Linked DNA regions of Mus musculus: region 1 is linked to region 2. A link is a loop called in an ENCODE intact Hi-C map of the cell type or tissue named here. Cell type or tissue: heart. All regions are shown on one strand. Each heading gives the region's core, and the rest is flanking DNA. Links, peaks and the distances in the headings are about the cores only. Region 1 overlaps Dnm3 (dynamin 3). Region 2 holds the start of 4930558K02Rik (RIKEN cDNA 4930558K02 gene).

What was found. Peaks named below come from ENCODE experiments on the same cell type or tissue, not always from the same donor. Only the 100,000 strongest peaks of a DNase experiment are listed, where the experiment ranks them.
Region 1: a loop joins it to region 2, with 2.1 times the contacts of the local background. A loop is called at or near these places in 1 of 42 quality-filtered maps.

What each region holds. Positions count from the first base shown.
Region 1 is chr1:162,033,554-162,043,293 of GRCm38, forward strand. All of the region lies in intron 17 of Dnm3 (dynamin 3), which reads right to left. Among named protein-coding and RNA genes, the nearest start is that of 2810442N19Rik, 33 kb to the left of the region's middle. In heart, for the core only: no CTCF peak of the experiment used is centred there; DNase peaks (open chromatin) are centred at 4,528 and 5,658; H3K27ac peaks cover 3,581 bases.
Region 2 is chr1:161,971,972-161,981,711 of GRCm38, forward strand. It overlaps 4930558K02Rik (RIKEN cDNA 4930558K02 gene), which reads right to left and starts at 7,665. Exons shown (of 7, transcript NM_001204904.1): 1 at 7,515-7,665. The coding sequence starts at 7,535. It overlaps Pigc (phosphatidylinositol glycan anchor biosynthesis, class C), which reads left to right. Exons shown (of 2, transcript NM_001039045.1): 2 at 1-1,464. In heart, for the core only: a CTCF peak has its summit at 4,627 (motif pointing left); DNase peaks (open chromatin) are centred at 4,570, 5,040 and 5,550; H3K27ac peaks cover 1,315 bases.

The DNA of each region.
Region 1 (9,740 bases), core at 2,090-6,089, 61 kb after region 2:
ATTGATTACATACTATTTCATCACTCCACTGATATTGTGTTTCCTTTGGTTATCTTTCAATGTACCCTTCCACAAATGTTGTAGAGCAAAAAAAAATAATGGACCCTGGTGACCTCACAGAAATGGTGTAAACAGAAGTTTCTGTTGTAAAGTCTATCTTGGTATAAACCAGTTTATTGAACATTGGATTTTATTCCAGCTAATCTTTGCTGTGTGGTCAACATTTTACATGCTGTAGGCTTCCTGGAAGACTAAAGGAGGGGACGGAGCACAGGTTTTGCCATCTATATTTTGGGAGGAGATTATCAACAGATGAAGAGCAACATACCGTGAGGTCAGCAAGTAAAGAGCGCCAAGGAGTGTGACTGGGTGTATCTGGTTCTCTAAGGAGTGTGACTGGGTGTAACTGGTTCTCCAAGAGAGGAGAGAGCTCTAGAGGAAACTCTAGAAGTTTCAGGAAGCAGATGAGGAGGCTATTATCAAGAAGATCGGTGAGACTTGGTTTGGTTGCCATGGGACATGCAGATACCATGATACTAGGGTCAAGACTCTTTCTTTTAGGTGAGGAATATATACCTTATGAAGTTCAAAGAGGCTACATTAGACAAAAGAGTAAAGACATCCGATGCGGTATAAAAAGCTTGCAAGTGTTGGCGTGCTGCTTAGGAAGAGGGAGATACAAGACTTTGCTTCCCACGCTCCTTTCCAATCATATCAGGACACTGTCTATTCCCAGTCAAACTAGATGCAACACAACCTGTCGCTTTGGGCCATGCTTGTCCTTTAAATCTAAATGACCTGATGTCTCATAGTTACTAAAATCCTTCCATTATTCAAGATCTGGCCAATGTGACTGACTTTTCTAGTAAGACAAGCCAGAATTGATCTCTCTCTCTCCTTTCTTCATGCTCAGCATGTTCAATTCCTTTTGTCATTAGGAAGTTATCTTCTTTTCTTGTCATTAACTTTCTAGTGGGTCCCTTTGATTATGTTTTGACACATTTCACACAGTCCTTGACTTAGCCCATTCTTTGTTCCTGAAACTGAGTACCACAGTCTGGGCCATTTATAGAGGGCTGCATAGTTCAAGGTTCTGGAGGCTGGGCAGTTCAAAAGCATGCACCTAGTGTCTGGTGGGGGCCTTCTTGATACACCAGTACATGGCAGAGGTCAACTCATGATGTGGCAGAGGAAGTGTACTAGCCCAGTTCTCTATCTTTAAAATAAGAATAAGGTCACTAGTGCCATCAAGGGCCACAAATATATCTAGACTTAATGATCTCCTAAAAACTCTACCCTTCAATACTGTTAACATTTAAATTTGGAGATGAAATATTCAATATATAAACTTTTGGAAGACATATTCAAATAGTGACGGTATTCAATCATATTTATGTAGAAGTAACATTTTTCTTCATAAAGACCTAAAGGAGGAATCAGAAGAGAATGGTATATAGGATTGCATAGTGGGACCAGGCATATATGTATGTATGTATGTATATATATATATATATATATATATATATATATATATATATATAATGTGTATGTGTGTGTGTGTATACATATATGTGTATATATGTATATATATGTGTGTGTGTGTGTGTATGTATATATAATGAGAGTTGTCACAAGATAATTGAAAGCAAGTTCAAGATTAGACTAAGACCTTAACTTAAAAACAAATCAAAACACAACACAGGAGCTGCTTAGTGGTACCTGTACAACATGTGTGAATCTCACGTGAGAGGGCTGAGAAAAGAAAACGAATGTGCAGTGGAAGTGGTTATAAGCTATCTGATACTATTCTTCTGCTTGGCTTCAATTCTTCCTAGTAGGTGCCATGCCTTCTTGGAAGGGAACTAAGCAACTGATATGATTGAAGGTCCTATATGGAGCAGGTCACAGAATATAGAATTTAGGCCTACAGAATATATATACAGAATATATCTACAGAAGCCAGTGAATGTTCTTCAGGCACGAATTTGGAATGGGTCCGTAAGAATCTTTTGCGTGATATCTGTTGCATGGTGTGATCTTTGCGTCATACCTTGGCCACAACCTGTCAGACTAGGACCTCAACTTTCCTTTGGGGAGAATCACCCAGACGATTTTGAAGAAAACAGGATCCTGGAGCTCTATGGACAGAGGCTGTGCTAACTGGCCTGGAGGAAACTTGGAGCATCTGCAGTTTTAAAAAGTGTTCCAGTTTGAGAACCCCGGCAGTAAGGAGACAGCCTGGGAAGAGTTTAAGTGACGGGAGGTTCTACTGGAGAGGTTGTATAGGGTGGAATAAAAATGGCTTTTTATGATCTTGGGCCAAAGAGGAAAAAAAAAATCCCCAGGACAAAGAAGGGTCTGAGTTAACATAAGAAAGTTAGTATGTATGGTTTAAGATCCAAGTGTGATCTCAGCTAGTTTCCACTGTGCAGGCGTCACCGTTCCCAGACAGTCAGCCTGGCACTGTGGTAGGTAGATGACTGAACAGAGAAGGAAAATTCACCAAGCTTTCCTCTAAAAAGAAAGTTGCCTTCTTCAGAACAGTGTGTGTGTGTGTGTGTGTGTGTGTGTGTGTGTACGTGTTTGGTGTGTAGGGTGTTCATCTCTCTAAGATCCAGTGAGACTGAGAACAAGTACTAAGAAGACACAGGGTGCTTAGGAAACCCCACTTTGGGCTGCATGGGAGTTCAGCCATTCCAGTAGATCTCCAGAGATGGCCATGGGAGGGCTGAGGCAGCTGTGGGATTTCAGTTGTAAAAGCTGGTCACAGCCCTGGTATTCTTAGTAGCCATTTATGGCTCTTTTTCATAAATCTGGCTAAAATGTTTTTGAATTCCTTTACGCTTCCTGCCAGTCCCACCTTTTGAAACTAATGAGTTCCGCAAGTTTATAACCTGCCTGTATGAAGTACATTTCCTTTCATTTGCCCTGAACTTACTTCACTCTGTTTTAAAGAGTACCCTCCTTGTCCTTAAGAAGAGAAAGTAAACAGAATTATGAGATGAGGACAGATTGGCTGAAGTAAGTAGGGCAGAAAGCGAGCCAGGTGTCTGAGGTACTGCAGACTACCTTAAATCCATAGCGTAGTTAAAACAGGCGGGCAGAGGCCGGCATTGCAGGGCCAGGAGGGAGGTGGTGTTCCTCTGCACAATGGCTTGGTTGTTCTCCTGCCCAGACCCGGCCAGGGGTCCCTGCTTCCTGTTTGGGGCTCCACAGCTCAAAAGAAAGGGAGAGCTCAAATGTTTAGCAGATAGCAAGAAAAACAACAGAACACCAAAAGCAGAACCCATGGGGAAAATAAGGCAAATTTAGGTATTTTTTTTGTTTACAATTAGATACTTATTTCATTTGAGAATATGCAGAACCCTATGTCTTAAAACGAAAACAAAGAGGATTTTCCAGGGCTGACAATCATTAGTAAGACTGGAGACAGAAAATGATGTCTCTTATTTTTTATTTTTGTTGTTGTTTTTATTTCTGAAATAATTTGGGGTTTATCTTTGAACATGCCTCCCTGGACTAGAAATGAGGCCAAATGAGTTATTTGCTCTGAAGCACGTGGTCCTTTTGCTCTAGGTCAAAGGATGAAAGATGACATAAACACCTTACAAAAGAAGGGGGCTGACTATGGTAATGCTAATATGTACCCTATTTTTTTTTAAGTATAAAGTTTTTAAAACATTGATGTCTATGGGCTGTAGGGTGGACTGAAGTATCAGTTGCGTGCCCCACCCCCATCATAGTATAAAGTTGGTTATAGGAAAGTCTTGTTCTTTAATGGCAAATAGGGCAAAGGTTATATGCGGCAGGCATGTAGCCCCGTAGAGTGTGCAGGGTGCAGGTTGGGCTGTAAAACTGCTCATTAAATTGTCCTGTTCTGAAGCAGAAGCAAATACATGAGCTCAGGGAGGAAAGCCACAGAAACTGTCTAGAAATATTTCCGTGAAAGACTGTGCAAATAGCTCTCCCTGGTCATGAAAAATGCAGTTGCTGATATACAAATAGCTTCACTTAAAAGACTTAAATACCTTCCCTGCAATGCTGTCTTTGACTGACTGCCAAGAACTACCTAATGCTGTTCTTTTTTTATTTTCTCTTTAAATTTTTCTGAATAGACTGTATGGTGCATACAAAATGAAGATGGCACGTACACTAGAAGTTACTGAAAGAGCACGAGAAGGAATCTAGTTACTGACTCTCCATCCCAAACCCCTCTTTAAAGTTCCTGAGTTTTGTACTTGTTTTGAATGTCAACCCAAATAATAGAAAAGGTGGGGGGGGCAGGGAGAGGCATTTAACAATTGGTTGGGCGATGATTGTCCACACTTCAGTATTTTAGTGAACAGAAAGTGGAGAAGGAAGAATTCAAAGCTAATAATAGTAATGGCTTGCTGGCTAAATAATGAGCAGCAGGAGGACTTCTAAGAAGGCAGTTAGCCCCAGAGCGATTCAGACAGACTTGCTTACACAACGGCTGGCTGCTCTAGGAGGAAGCAAGCCAAAACCAACATCAACACCCAGCAGCGCCAGTTGCTCACAGGAGGAGTGTGTAGCGGGATGCTGATGAAGTGCATTGTGGGAATGAATGAGAAGTCAAGACCCCTATCTCGCTTTTAATGGGAATCTTGTGATGCCCCAGACCCTGTCTGAGCCGTACAAGGGGCACCCTGCTGGACTCTGCTTGGGCCCCGTGATTAATGGGAGTGACAGGAGGCCAGGCTTGTCTAGAAAATTGACTGTGGATGAAAGCAGTAGGCAGTGAATCATGCGCCCTGAGTTCGACCCCCACTGCTCTGTCTGGGGTCTCTTTCACCATTTCCGCAGTATGTGTTGGGGTTGGGTTGGGATGAGGGACCCAACAAGGATATGAGTGTGGAAATTCTTATTTATTTATTTATTTATTTATTTATTTATTTATTTATTTTTATAGCAAAGAAAGAACTGCAGATGGTTCAACTCCGTTCTCACTCCCAAGACTTGTGTTATCTTATAAAGGCAGTCTGGAGCTGCTTGTGAGAAACCGTGAATCAAAGTGAGAGAGACTCCCTGTTAGAAGCAAGGCTGGAAGGTGACAGGGGAGGGAACTGCCTGAGAATCATACAGACATTTGGCCAGAATAAAACTACAGAGCTGTCTTACAACGCTAAACCCAGTCACATCCTGTGAGATAGCTTGGACCGTGCTGAATGCGTCTTGCCAGTCAAGCTCCTTTTTCCAGAGTTTACTACAAAAAGCATTTCCTCATTCCCCCAGCTGTGAACAAACAAAACCAAATGAAACAAAATGAAACAAAACAAAACAATCATCTTGGCTCTTTCCCCCTCCCCCCCTTCTCACTGGCCCCTAAAACATTTCATTCAGGAATAATCATTTCTTTTGTGTTAATAGATTTTTAAAAGTTGGTATCTTCCTTCTAAAGTGGCAGTTGACAGTTTGACCGCTTCCTGCTTTACTAGCCCTTTTACTCTGCAATCCATACATTTATCCCCTTAACATGGTACATGCTGCAGTGTGGCACGGGAGCTCAATGAAATACATTGTACATGGAACTCGGTCCTGAGACAGAAACACTAGCTCCAACAGGGTAGTATTCACATGCTTTTTAAAGTGGCTCGGCAGAGAGTTAGGATGGTGGTTAGGCGCCAGCCCCAGGGTGTGGCTCTCTGGGACTCTGAGCAGCGAATAACTACTCATGCAAACGTTGGAGTTCAAGAATTTACAACTGGCAGAGCTGTTCATATGAGCCACTGGCTGACACGGGTCTGGCTCAAGGAAATGTCCCACTTTCACTTCTGAGGGTCCCCTTCTCTCTCTGTGATTGGTGCCAATGAAGAAATGAATCACCTCTGCTAGGACTCTCTGAATGTGGTACTTAGTGTAGCCTCCTGATTCAAGTGGTACCCTATCTACATCCTCCCCTTAGCAGGATGGATGGTGGGTAAGGGGGTGGGAAAAGGCAACAGATAAAAAGTGGAATCGCCTTTACTCTCAGCACTCACGAGGCCTAGGCAGGGGAATCTCTGGTCTGGCAGAATGATCTGTGGGAAGAATACTATGTCACATGTCAAAATAACTTTAGTTATCCTGGTTTTCGTAAGAGACTTTTTCCTGAGGAGACACCACACACACACACACACACACACACACACACACACACACACACACACACGCACACACACATGCACACACACACACACAAGTTAGCAAGATTTAAAACCCCTCATTTGTATTCCTGGATCCCTGGAAAGGAACTGTTATTCATGTGCCAAGGAACACAGCAATTCATTATTATTTTTTTTTCTTTCTTTCTCCCTAGGTACCCTCCCAGTAAGATTAAAAGCAGTCTGGGATGTGGGCAGAGCACTGAGGGAGGAGTGGGAGCGGGGGAACGATGGCCTTTTAATAGCCTCTGCCCCACTCGTTCAACACAGTAGGAACCTTGTGTTTCAGATTGAAACTCAACGGTTTCCTTCCTCTGAAGCCTTGACTTGGCTATGTACCGAAGCCATGTGCTGAGGTCTCTGGACAGATCTGGAGAGGCAGTGAGTCAACAACTGGCCTTCCTGACAGGGATGATGGAGAGGCTGTGGGAAATTGTGGTAACCTTGATTTGTAAACAAGCAATCAAGCGAGCAAACATACGTTTTGGAGTACTTCAGCCCCATTGATGGTCTCCAAACTCAACACAGAGTTTCTGTGCATCTTTTCAAATGTAAGCACCTTGCAGAACTCCTCCACCCGGGTCATGCTCAGGAAACTGATGTCCTGACTGGCCTTCACTCAGGAGCCTGTATGAGTGCCCATACTATACCTGTTTAATTTGTGGCTATTCCTCGGTGTCTATTCACCACACTCACACTTGGGAAGAGGACTAATCGTCTGTTTTGTACAGTATGCCTTGGCTGGAATTTAGTTAGTACTAATTTCAAGTTATATGATTGCATTTTTGATATGTCCTTCTCAGGGTTGTGTCAGGAGATGTGTGGTGTTCTGTCCTACCACTACCAGGGACTTTGGTGATTTGGTTAAGATGGCGTCCTTCAAGGTTTATCCCCTATCAAGTTTCTATTTTGTCTCTCTTTGAAACTTACCTTATGGGTCATATTTTGAGAGTGTGAATATCCCATTTCTTATTCGACTTTCACTTCCTCATTTTAATATCCACTGTTAATAACTTCGATACGTTCTACATGACAATTCTCAAACTTCTTCTCTAAGTTTATGAAGCGGATTATCTTTGGTGACTAGGAACTTTCCCTTCTACTATTTCATTGTCAGCTGGTTAATTTATGTGGCTACTTATACTTACAGCTGCTGGGTCATAATCCACAGTGATGCTGACCTTGCTAGTAAAGTCACCCCAGATCTAGGAACCTCCTTTAAGTTTGCCTCTGGTATCCTTTTCATGTGTTCTCCTATAAACATTTGAGCATTTCCTTGTTTTCAAGTACTATGAGATAGTCCAGGCCCGTCTTGGACTCCTCAGTTCCACTCCTGGAATGTCTCCAAGGACTGCTGGTTTCTTTTATTGGAGACTAAGATAAAATAATCTTATCTTTTCCTGTGAGTCACAGGGAGTACATAGTCCTCCCAGTAGAAAACAGAAAGATAGTAGAATAGGCCCAGGGAGGATTCAGGATCCTGAACTTTCAGTGTTTTTAGCTAAACATTTCTACAACCATAAACTTCAGTCCCAATCTGGGTATGGTGGCAAACATCTGTACTCTAAGCAACCAGGAGGTAGAGGGAGGATGATTGCCACCAGAGTGCCAGTTTGGTCGACACAGCAAGACCCAGATGTTCAAACAGAAAAACAAAACAAGAAATGAACTTCACCATCTTCTGAGGCTCAGGGAAAATCAAGGAAGGAGGGGGTGGAAGGAATTAAAGAATCCAGTGATAGGGAGAAGGGCTATGAGAGTCCATCTTCTGTGCCTCACACAGCCAGTGCAATCATGAACCCACAGCAGCTACAGTTAGTGGCTTGTACTGGACCTAGACATGACAGGGCTATTCGGTAGTCAGCCATGGATTGGGAGAGTGCTCATGGTGAAGTCATGGGAAATTATTGGCTATGGATGGTTACTGGGAGAAGTGAGTCTCGAGTCACTGCCTTTAGTTTGGATACCTGCTATTGAGTTCACCGGACTCCACTGAATATTTCCACTCTCATGGATATATAGAGAGCTCTGGCTAAACTCAGTGGCTCACCAAAAAAACCAAAAGGACACACATGTGAGAAAGGGACTTTTAGGGAGGAAGTAGGGTGTGGACAGGGTAGTGGGGATAATAGAAGGCAGGGTGTTTTTATATAATGTATTTTTAATCTGTGTGCTCCTGGAGTTTTACTATTCTCAAATATAATCTGCTCTGGAAAAACTTGCCATGTTGCCATCTTCTTCTGATGATTTTAAATAATGATTAAAAATATACTAGGCCTTCCCTTCCCATTCTTTACACCTCATATACATGTCCTGTATCTTGGTCTATTTATATTGCAATTGAGTAGTTTGCTCAAGTATATTGCACTGGAGTATCATCTGTCTGTCTATATATCTATCTATCTACCTACCTACCTACCTATCTACCTATCTACCTATTTATCACCTGCTTTTCCTCCCTCTTCTCTTCTCTCACTCACTCACTCACTCACTCACTCACTCACTCATGGAGGATTTTGTTTATTTTACACACACACATACACACACACACACACACACACACACACACACACACACCACCTCCAGAAGAACTGTGATAACTGATGTTGCCTTGGTAACTATAATTCACTCATGGTGGGATGGCTGACACTGTAAATCTTGTGTAATTGTTCCTCCTGTAGAGAGTTAACATCTATCAATATACCTTCTATATAACCCATTTCATTTAAATTCTATTCAGATTTTCCATTTATTCATAGTTTTAATTTTAATGATTGCCTTTCTCGTTCTAAAAGGTCCATTTGATTGTTCATAAAATATGCCTTTAAAATACAATGATTGGCAAATTAGGTCTTTAAACATTAAAGCTGAGTCAACAGTTTCTCTAGCATGTGTTGTCGTCTTGACTTACTTGTGATGTCTTTTTCAGTGTTGGATTGCGTGTTTATATTCAGCTGAGTGACAATGGAGTCAAACCTCTTGGGACAGAATCTGATGCATGTGTGGTTTGCGGAGGTGGAGGTGGCTGCTCCGAAATTTGAGAATCAGGAATGTGGGCAATAGGTGATGGCGAGCAGGAGGGATTAAGATAGGGCTTGCTTCAGAAACAGACTTGTCTTAAAGATCTCGTCTGCTATGCTACCCAACAAGATATGGGACATTTTTAGGGAAGTCAAATGGCCAGGTCCCTACTCTGTCCATCTGCCTTGTCTGCCCTTCCTCCCTCATTTCTTTCCTACTTTTTTTTTGTATTGATTAGAAGGTCTGATCAAGATTATTTGATCAACATTTAATTTTGACTCATAGGATCAGAGTTGCTCCAAGTTCAGAGAGTAGACAAACGGTCAGGTCCTGGGGTCCGATGCAGAAGCAGGACCACTGGGATCCAGGACCAGGGCATGGTTTGCTTCTGGCAGCATCTTCTGAAGGACAAAGGCAACACTGTTTTCCTTACCACTGTAAGTGAACTTGAGTCACCCAGATGCATTTTCTCTATAGCCACAAGAACACACACCCTATTGGCTAGAGTATTATGTGAGCTACAACTGGTGTGTGTAGCAAGGTGTCTAGCAGTTTGAG
Region 2 (9,740 bases), core at 2,207-6,206:
GAGAGCTACATGCCATAGAAACAAAACGTTAGCGATATGAAAGAGGCTGGAGGGTGAGTTCATCTCAGGCAGTTAGGAAACCAGAGGTGACATTTAATTTACTCGTGGAGGATAGCAGGTGAAAGCCTTTGAGAAACAGATAGGTAATACTAGTGAGAATGGAAAACTATGGACCAAGCAAGTGTGCCCAGTGAGGGCAGCTGTTACCGCTCCAAAAGTGTTGTTTCTACTCAGTTTGGGAGTCATACCTGTGGCTCAGAGAAAGTAAATATTGCAGTAACTGTGATTCTGATTCGTAATATGAATATACTTTGTGAACTGTCTCAAATTTAATTCAGATTACAAAAACATTTGCAGGCAAGATGTGACTACATATGATAGTCAAAGCACAATGATGGGAACGTGATGGGATTTAGTCACAGAGATCTGGGGGAGGAACGAAAGAGTGGGAGCTTGAGTCACTGAGTTCGGCTCTGTTGATCAAGTAATTGGACCCTGCTGCTGGTGATGAGCAATCCATCTTGTCTAAAGATGGGACAAATTGTGAAGTCTGGAATTACCTAACCGTTCAGTTCTCAGCTTTCACCTTTAATATTGAAGAATTGTTGCAATAGATAAGCTGTGTGAAGCGTCTTGAAGAGAGCCCAACCCGAAGCTCGATGTTAGTGCTGAGCACCTCAAATGCAAAATTCTGAAATCTGAAATGCTCCAGGATCTGCTCTGAAAGGTTTTGAGCACCAATGCTATGCCCTGTGAAAATTCTACATTCTATTCCATGAAATCTGTGCAAAACTATTTAAGAAGTATAAAACTGTCTTAATATGGTATATAAGTTGTATATGAAGTAATTAAGTCTTATGTTTAGATGGGTCCTGTTCTCAAGCTATCTCTATGTAAAAATTTCAAAATCTGAGGGAAAAAATTAAAAATGTTTTTGGTATTGGATAAGGGACATTGGAGGTGTCATAACAGTTGGAATGTAGGTTAAATTTGAAGAGGGCAAAGGCACAAAATGAATGAGGTACTTTCTCCAGTGGCTGCTTCCATCTGTGCAAGTGGTACTTGCCCTCTGCTTGTTGTAAGTAGTCTCAAATTAGAACTAACAAGCGGGTAGTAGTATAGCATATTACTATACTGTGAAGTAATCCTTTTTATTTTTCTGGTTTCTCATAAAAATCTTGACGAGGAATTTCAACTAATGCCATTTTTTTATGTTTACTGTTATTGATGAAGATTGTTTCATGATTAAAAAAAAAGTGGGTTATTGTCCCCCAAGATCACTTACCCTGCTTTCTCAAACCCACGGGCACTTGGTTTGGGGGGGAAAAGACAAAGAACTGCCCCATGGAGCCCAAAGCATCCAGGCATTGCCTGTGATGGATTGTACACATTGTGTCTCCAAATTGGCACGAATTATTCATCGTTCACATCAACGGATGGCAGTTGGATGTAAAAAGGTATTGTAAAAAAAAAAAAAAAGAAAAGAAAAGCTGTGGGGTTTGTTTTTATTTTTTCACGGTTTAATACATTGCCTTATCTGAATGGGTTTCCAGTTGTCGACTTTAGGAAACTCATTGCCAGTGAGCAGAATTTTCCAAAAGGTTGAGCCACTCGTAAGAGTTGTGGGGCAAATGACTATGACTGCTGTCATCTCCAGCTCTTTTCTATCACTTTTGTCTGGAGTCACCCAGTACTCAATCGTATTTGTGGTTCTAGAAGGTCAGTGTGGAAGTGGTGGGGGATGGGGAGTTGTAAGATGCTCTTGAGTTTGAGGGGGAAGATACAGCAGTGTGTTTGGATACTAAGGGGGCTGAAGGAGAGAAAGTACCACAAGCAGGATCCAGAGTGGATCCATTGTTCGGTCCACAGGGACCTAAAGCATCCTGGTGATGAACAGAAGCTTGGGGTAAGGGGATTATAGGTCTCAGAGAGCTGAGTGCTTTGTAGTACAGGATCCTGCCCTTAATGGCAATCTCAGGGACTTTAAAGAGATAAGCTAAGCCACTGTATGTTAGTATTACAGAGCCTTATATACAAGTGAAGTCTAAAGACTGGCAGCAGTTTTGAGGCTGAGCATGGAGAGTGCCTGTGGCAATTCTGGAGAAAAGTGAGGGTCTGGATGGAGAGTCTGGCAGTAGGCAGGGGAACAAACGGGTTTGATAGTGATTTCCAGGGAATTTGCTAACCCCATGTAGAGCAGCGGTTCTCAACCTGTAGGCCATGACCCCTTCGGTGCCGAATGACCTTTTCACAGGGGTCACACATCAGGAATGCTGCATATCAGATATTTACATTCCCATTCACAAACAGTAGCAAAGGTTACAGTTATGAAGTAGCGGCACACAAATTTATGGTTGGGGGCTCACCACAAACAGAGGAGGAAGTGTATTAAAGAGTGGCAGCGTCAGGAGGGCCGAGGACCACTGATGTAGAGAAAAGAAGAGGAAGTAGGAAAACAGGAAAGCTGCAGTTATTCTAGCATGAGTGGACTTGTGTGTTTATTAACTCCACATGAATTAACTAATGCGTGCAGGGAGTGGAACAGATAATCCTAATGGGGTAGGTTTACATTTGTGCAGAGGGTGAGCCCCACACACTGCTCAGAGCCTGCTGCCTCGAAAGTCTAAGCAGAAGAGAGCAGGGTGTTGTATTTGCTATTATTTTTTGTTTGGTTGTGGTTTTTTTTTTTCAGTTTAGTTGCCTCACAACTAGGCAATAGAGGAATTAAAAATAGGTGACAGAATGACAAATTGAATAACCCAAATGATAGAAATCAAAGGGACAGGAAGCAGCCTTCTAAAAATTGGAGTAGACACTGGAACTCAGTCCAGAAGGAACATTCAGGACATGTGACCATGGCCTATATATTACTAAAGGTCTACATTACTATAGAGTTCACTAGTAGGGGAATTAGCAAACCTTTCTCAAACTCTGAAAAAAAAAGTCAGAGGGTAAAAGCAACTGTCCACGTGTTCGTTAGATTATGTCTTACAGAAGACAAAATGCCGAAGCAGCACCAGGCTAAGTCTGGACCATATGAAAATATAATTTTCCTGGAATTTTTGCATTTTTTCCGGGGAAAAAAAATCTAATAGGCCAGCAATGTAAATGGATTCTAAAAATGTGTAGGGAGAATGAAACCAAAAGTCACATTTTATTTTTCAATACTGAGAAATTCTGAGCCCTTACCTAAGTTGCTACTTGGATGATAAGACTCGCCTATGCCTCATTGGCTTGTGACTGGTCAGAATTCACAAAGAGGAAAAGATTCATCTGACGTGCTCCAGCAGTTGCTGAGACCACTGTTTGTCACTTCAATTCAGTTCTCTAGCCAGTCTCAACTTTAGAGCACACAGAAATGGTGTGGGCAGTATATTAACAACTCAGATTTCTAAAGTAAATATTGTTTTCGGGAGGAAACACCAGGGGAAAAAAGTTCAATAGTATTGTTAATTATGTCTCAACCTGTCAAATATTTGTTTACATAAAAAGCCACTGCCCTTCTGCTATTTTGCTTCTCTCCTTGAGCTCTGCTTGTCATTTGTTCTACATTAAAGGGAAGGTTGGAGAGGGGTGGTGTGAGAGCAAAGATAGGAGGAAGAGGAGGAGGAGGGGAGGAGGAGGGAGAAGAGGAGGGAGGGAGGAGGGAGGGGAGGAGGAAGAAGAGGTAGGAGGGAGGAGAGGGGAGGAGGGAGGAGGGGGAGGAGGAAGAGAAGGGAGGGGAGGAGGAAGGGGAGGAGGAGGAAGAAGAGGGAGGAGGGAGGAGAGGAGGAAAAAGGGGAGGGAGGGGAGGAGAAGGAGGGAGGGAAGAGAGGAGGAGGAGGAAGAGGAGGAGGAGGAGGAGGAAGAGGAGGAGGAGGAGGAGGAAGCAGTTTTGTCTATTTGCCCAGATAGAGTTGGTAGCTGGTATAGTTTGGATCTTACCTGTCAGTCAAAGACTCACATGCCTGATCTTTTAGGGCAGTGCTAGAACCTTTGGGGAACTAAAGGTGTGGAAGGAAGTGGAGTCTCTGAGAGTCTGCCTTTGAAGGCCTGGGCCTGCTGCTCTTTGTTTCCCAGCGACTTGAAATGAGCAGTGTTGTTTCTCCATGGGCTCCCTGCCATGGCGCACTGCTTCACCCCAAAGAGCCAACCAGCCTCCGGCTGCACCCTCTGAAACCGAGTTCAGGGGAAGTTGTTCCTCCTTCAGCCTGATCATCATAGGGAATTTTTTTTTTTTTTTTCCTTCCAGCCATGAAAAACTAAGGTGTCAGCTTTGGCGTTTGGGTGGAGAGGATCAGGGAGGGGCAGGGCTGCAGGGATGACAAAAGACTGCTAATCCTGGGCTGTTACCCCAAGCAGAGAGCTAGACACAGGTGTGTCTGTAGCGGCATGAGGACTCCCTGCAGAAAGTGTGCTTGTGTCTGCTGCTTTGGATGAGTCCGTAAGTACTGTGGACTTCTCAGAAAGCTTTTGGGCAGCTCTGGGTTTCAAAGTCCACGCTGAGAGTGCGTGAGGACGCACATGAAGACATCATTTACACCTTCCAAGCCAAAGAAAGGCCCAAGGACAAGAAAAGTAAACAGGTCAGCAGAGGGCATCAGTCACACAGTTATGAGTATTTCAAATCCTTCAAGTAGGCTTGGGGCACAGTGCCCTCTTGTGGAAGTTACAGTTATTCCTTTTTGCAATAGTATTTGTGGGTTGAAATGCTTCCTGACTTGTGAATCAAGTACATCTGAGGTCTCCGTAAATGCAGGAAGCAAATAGTAAACGGGGGCTTGATTGAGAACAATATCCACATCTTAGAGGCACACGGTGTGTTGTGTGTTCCAGTCATGATGCTTGCATCAGCAGGAGTATACATTATTTTATTCTCATAGCAGCCCTGTCAGGGAGGTTGTTTCCAGCTTACAGTTTAGTAGACAGAGGAGCAGAATGGAGGCAGGCAATTTTCTGTGGCAGGGTTGACAGGTTCGGCCAACGCTCTGCCTTTCTGACAGCTGAGTTGCTTCAAGGGCTAAAGACTGACTGGGAAACACATTCCTTCTACCATAGGGAGGGCGTAGGCAAGCTGGGCGGGCAGGGAGTGGCACATTGGAACCCGCAGAAGAAGGTCTGCTGGGATATGTTTAGGCCGGGCCAGGGTTTTTGGCTTCTTTTTCGGTCCTCAAATCTCAGGTGTCATCAATGTTGGTTTCCTTTGGGAAACGGCAGCAGTTACCAATCAAATGAGAGCGCCTCTTTCCTCCCACGTGTATTTGTGTGTGAACCGAGGATTGCCGAAAGTTAAAGCCACGAAGCAGCGGTTTCCCAACTGCCTAGCATGTGCACAGCGCCCTTCCCAGGCCTGGCTCGGCTCTTTCTCCCCCAACTCCCAACCTCTCCCCCCCTCCCTCCCCATGGAGAGGTAAGAAAGGATGGGCCTTAGAAAAGCAGTGGGCACCTTGCTTCACGGAGCATCCAGGAGCAGCCTGGGGTTTTCTGCCCCGAGGTTTTCTTTGTCCATACTAGTCCTGATTTCCCCAGTGCTGAAAAAGACATAGTCTCTTGGGGCCACTTAAAAGCTGTTTCTGCTTTCCCAAGCTTGCTGGCTAACTGCTCGCCACCCTGGGATGGCCTGTGGCCTCGTGCTGGGCCCAAGTTACATTTGGACTGGTGAGTGAGAACTCTGTGGGCCTCCCACTCTTTTTAAAATTACCAAATAAACAGATCCTTGAGGCTTCAGGCAGCCTTTGTGTACATAGCTGAAAATACTCTTTTTATGTTTAAAAGAGAAAAAAAAAAAAAAAAAGGCAGACCGAAGAAACTGTCTCTTGGCTCGAACTTGCTCTCTCTTGCTTTCTACGGTGTTCAGGCAGGAGAAAATACTGAGCCCGAGAGCCTGAAAGATTAGCTTTCAGCAGTGTACAGCAGTTCAAAATGGTACTTTTAAAAAAACGTGCGGGGGCAGACCCTCCTCGGCGTCTTCTTGGTGTCTGTCTTTCACATTTCAAAGGCTCAATGATGACTTCCTTGCATTTGTTCATGGCTGACAGGCATGAGTTTCATTGAAGTTGCTATTGGAGTCTGAAAACTGCATCTGTTCTAAAGTACCCTGAAACCTGATTAAAAACAGTATGGAAGTGGCAGCGCGGGGTTTTACCCCAACAGTAGCCGGCCACCTGTTGATTGCCTTAGCTTTTGTTTGATCTTAAGGTATTGATGATATTGAAACATAACAGAGGCTTCCAGTGTTAGGCTTCAGCATCTGTGAGAACAGCAGGTGTATTGGATGGTGTGAAGGCAGCTGGTTGTGCCCTTCCGGTGCTGGGTGCATTTCATGGGGCAATGGTCTAAGTTCATGGTGGTTTCCCCACACAGAGACTCCAGTTAAAATACAGGGAGTGCAGAATTGGTTTGCTTTTCAGTCATCTGTGTGTGTGTGTGCTGCACGTGTATGAGGCCAAGGCTCAATGTTGGCTGTCTTTTTCTCTCTCACACATTTTTATTTTATTTTTGGTTTTGGTTTTCTGTAGACCAGGCTGGCCTGGAACTCAGAGATTCTCCTCCTCTGCTTCCTGAGCACTGGGATTAAAGGTATGTGCCACCACCACTTTTTGGCTCTCACCTTCTTTTAAAGCAGGGTTCTCACCGATCTAGAGATTACTCGTTGGCTGGCCTGGCTGGCCTGCAAGATCCAGAGGTATTGCTGTTGCTGGTTCCTTCGTGCTGGGATTCTGGCCTTTTTTTTTTTTACCTGGGTTGTGAGGACTGGAAGTATGGTGGTCATGTTTACACAGCATCTCTCCTAGCCTCTGTTTTTTAGCAATCTTAACTCCCTGTGTGGTTCATCTAAAAACTGGATTTATAGTTGGGCAAGCATCCATCCTTATTTCTATCATCCTTATTTGTTGAGTTATAAGATACATATTGGCAAGGACAATATTATTTTCAGGCCATGAAAAGAAGGAGTGAGCCTTGGGGTCTATAACACTCATTAAAATGTCCTAGTCTGTACACACATAGCAGTGTTTTCCTCCTAGTCTTTGTTATGGTTTGAACAAGAAGTGTCCCTGCAGGCTCATGTGGGGATCCCATGCCTGGATGTCAGCTGGAATCTGAAGAAGTAATTGGACCTTGAGCTAATCCTTGATAGGTTCATAATTGATGGCCTTATTAGAAGGCGATGAATAGTAGGAGGGAGGGAATCGTGGGACATGCCATGGAAAGACATATGCTGCTACCTGTTCCTTCTCTTTGCCTCCTGGCCTCCACATTGGAAGATGAAAGTTGGAATAAAGAATTAATGAGTTAGCTGAGGAAGTGTATCTTATGAAACACCTACATACTATTAACAGTATAGACACATTAACAAGCCTTAGCATAGTTTAATGCTATCCTGCCTCAACTCAGGCCCAGAGCAATGGGTTCACCCAAGCTTGGACTGAAATCCTTTTTGTGTTTGCATATATGTTTCCAGAGGTTGACATACATTTATTTAGTGGTGAAACTCCAGAAGAACTATTGCTATTAGAAGTTCTAATTTTTCCTACCTTTAGCTCTCTTTTTTCCATCTCTCAGGTGTTCTCAGTTTTTTGAGCTGGGAACTGGAGAACACAGATACCTCTTTGTGCTGTCAAGGGGAGACTGCTACAGTACCTCTTGGTTAGGCACCAAAGCAGGTGGGAGACCCCTCCATACTTTCAACACCAGGATGCCTGTCTCCAACAGGCACTTGAATGACTTAGAATCTTGCAGCATGCATTAGGAATGAGAACTTTGGGTTTTGATTGGCTGGAATGCATCCCATTGTTCCTTTGTCCGAAGTCACAATTGCTACCTTCTAGAACATTAGGTCAAGGTTGGAACAAATGGATTAATGCTGGTCAAGAGCTCAGCTAGCTGCATCAGCACTTGAATCATTAATACTTTTTCCCTAGGAAGATGACCAAACCTTTTCTCTTATCATAACAATATGTGATAACTGCTTATTTGGTTATTTTGCAAGCTGCTTCTTATTCTATTGCTTCTCTGGTGCTCCTGCTGACTAAGATACTATTATAAATCCCAGCAACATCTAATACATAATGAGATGACTATGCAAGGAATAGTGTGGTTTTTAAAAGAATCTCTGACTCCTCTTGACTATCCTGAGTTATAGTTGATCTTGAAGACTGTCCTTTTGTCCATCCTGAATTATAGTCGATCTTGAAGACTGTAATACCTTTCCTCCTCTGTCACACATGGAGGATGAAGGGAGCTGTGAGGACAGAAAGCTAGAGATGGTTGAGGGAGAGTATATTATGAAGGAAATGAAAACCATATGCAGTAACCACAGGCCAGTGTATCATCATAGCATTTGCTTTTATTCCAGCTTCTTCTCTTTCCACCACAGACTCCCTGCTTTTTTCTTCTGTCTATAAAATAAGAGAACACACTTCAGGAGACTCAGGCCATTTCATTTTGATACAGTTGGAATTTTACTTTCTTCTCGTTCACTAGGTCAATTCCAATTCCAATTCCAATGTCCAAATTACGTAGATATCAGGTAAAAGTAAGTGTGCATTTCAATTTTGGACAAAGTGAAAAAAATACCAAGGACTTGAAGAAAGTTAGAAGCAAAAGCTTGCTTGCACTGGCAACACTTGGCTTTGCAAAGGGTTATAAATTAACCGTGGACTATTTATTGTGCCTGCAGGTGTAAGGATTTATCTAGTAAAGGATACTGTAAAATTCATGGGACTGGAAAGATGGTTCAGTGTCCAACAGTATTTGCTGTAGGAACACGAGAACATGAGGTCCTATCTCAGCACCCATGTAAAGAGCCGAGTATGGTCACATGCTTGTGTGGAACTTCAGTGCCGTGTAGAGCAGAGAGAGGAGGAGCCTCCAGCCTTGTTGGCCACCAGCCTAGCTCCAAGTTCAGTGAGAAACTCTGACTGAAAGGAATAAGGTGGAGAGTGATAGGACGGGATATTAGGATGTCCTCTGGCCTCTGAGAGTTCACACACAGATGCTACACATACATACACACATACACACACACATAATTATCAAATGATGTAAGGGAAAGGCAAAAGGAGCAGTGTCTATATTATTTCACACCAGTTCAGTCACCCTGGGTTACGGGAAAGCCAGCGGAATGCCTTGGTTTACAGTCTTCAACTTCTTTGCCAGTAACCCTGTTCATTAAGCAACCTTGGATACAGCAGAAGGCAGGTAACCCAGGGTGTGCAACTTGAAACCCGAGAATCTGGCTTACATTTTCCAGTGGAGAATTTAATTCTTAAAAAAATGATCTAAGTGGTTTTCGCGGTCCAAAGAAGATGGTTTTAATGATGGGGTCTTCTCTTTAGAATGAGGAGGCCCTGCCCAGGTTGTCTGCATGGCTTTGCCGGGACCCCCCCCCCAGGTCAAGTGTAAATGGGACCCTAGTGAAGTGAACGGAACAGAGTCCTAGAGACTAATTCACTCTCTCGATGTGTAGTGTCCTATTTTAGAGCAAAATGAGGCATTTTCACAAGGGCCCCCACCCGAGAAGAAACAGCTACTTTTCAATCCAAACTCTGTCCAGTACATCTCTAAAATAGAAAATCACAAATTAAATAAAAAGCTATTGGCAAAGCTGCCACACAGCTGGCAGAACACACTCCATTACTTTAAAAGTAAGCATTCTATTTGTATTAATTTCCTTCGGGTGGAGGGAACAGTAAAAAAAAAAATACTATGGCCTAAAATTTTAATATTGTTATTATTATTTTAAGGACCGACACATTAAA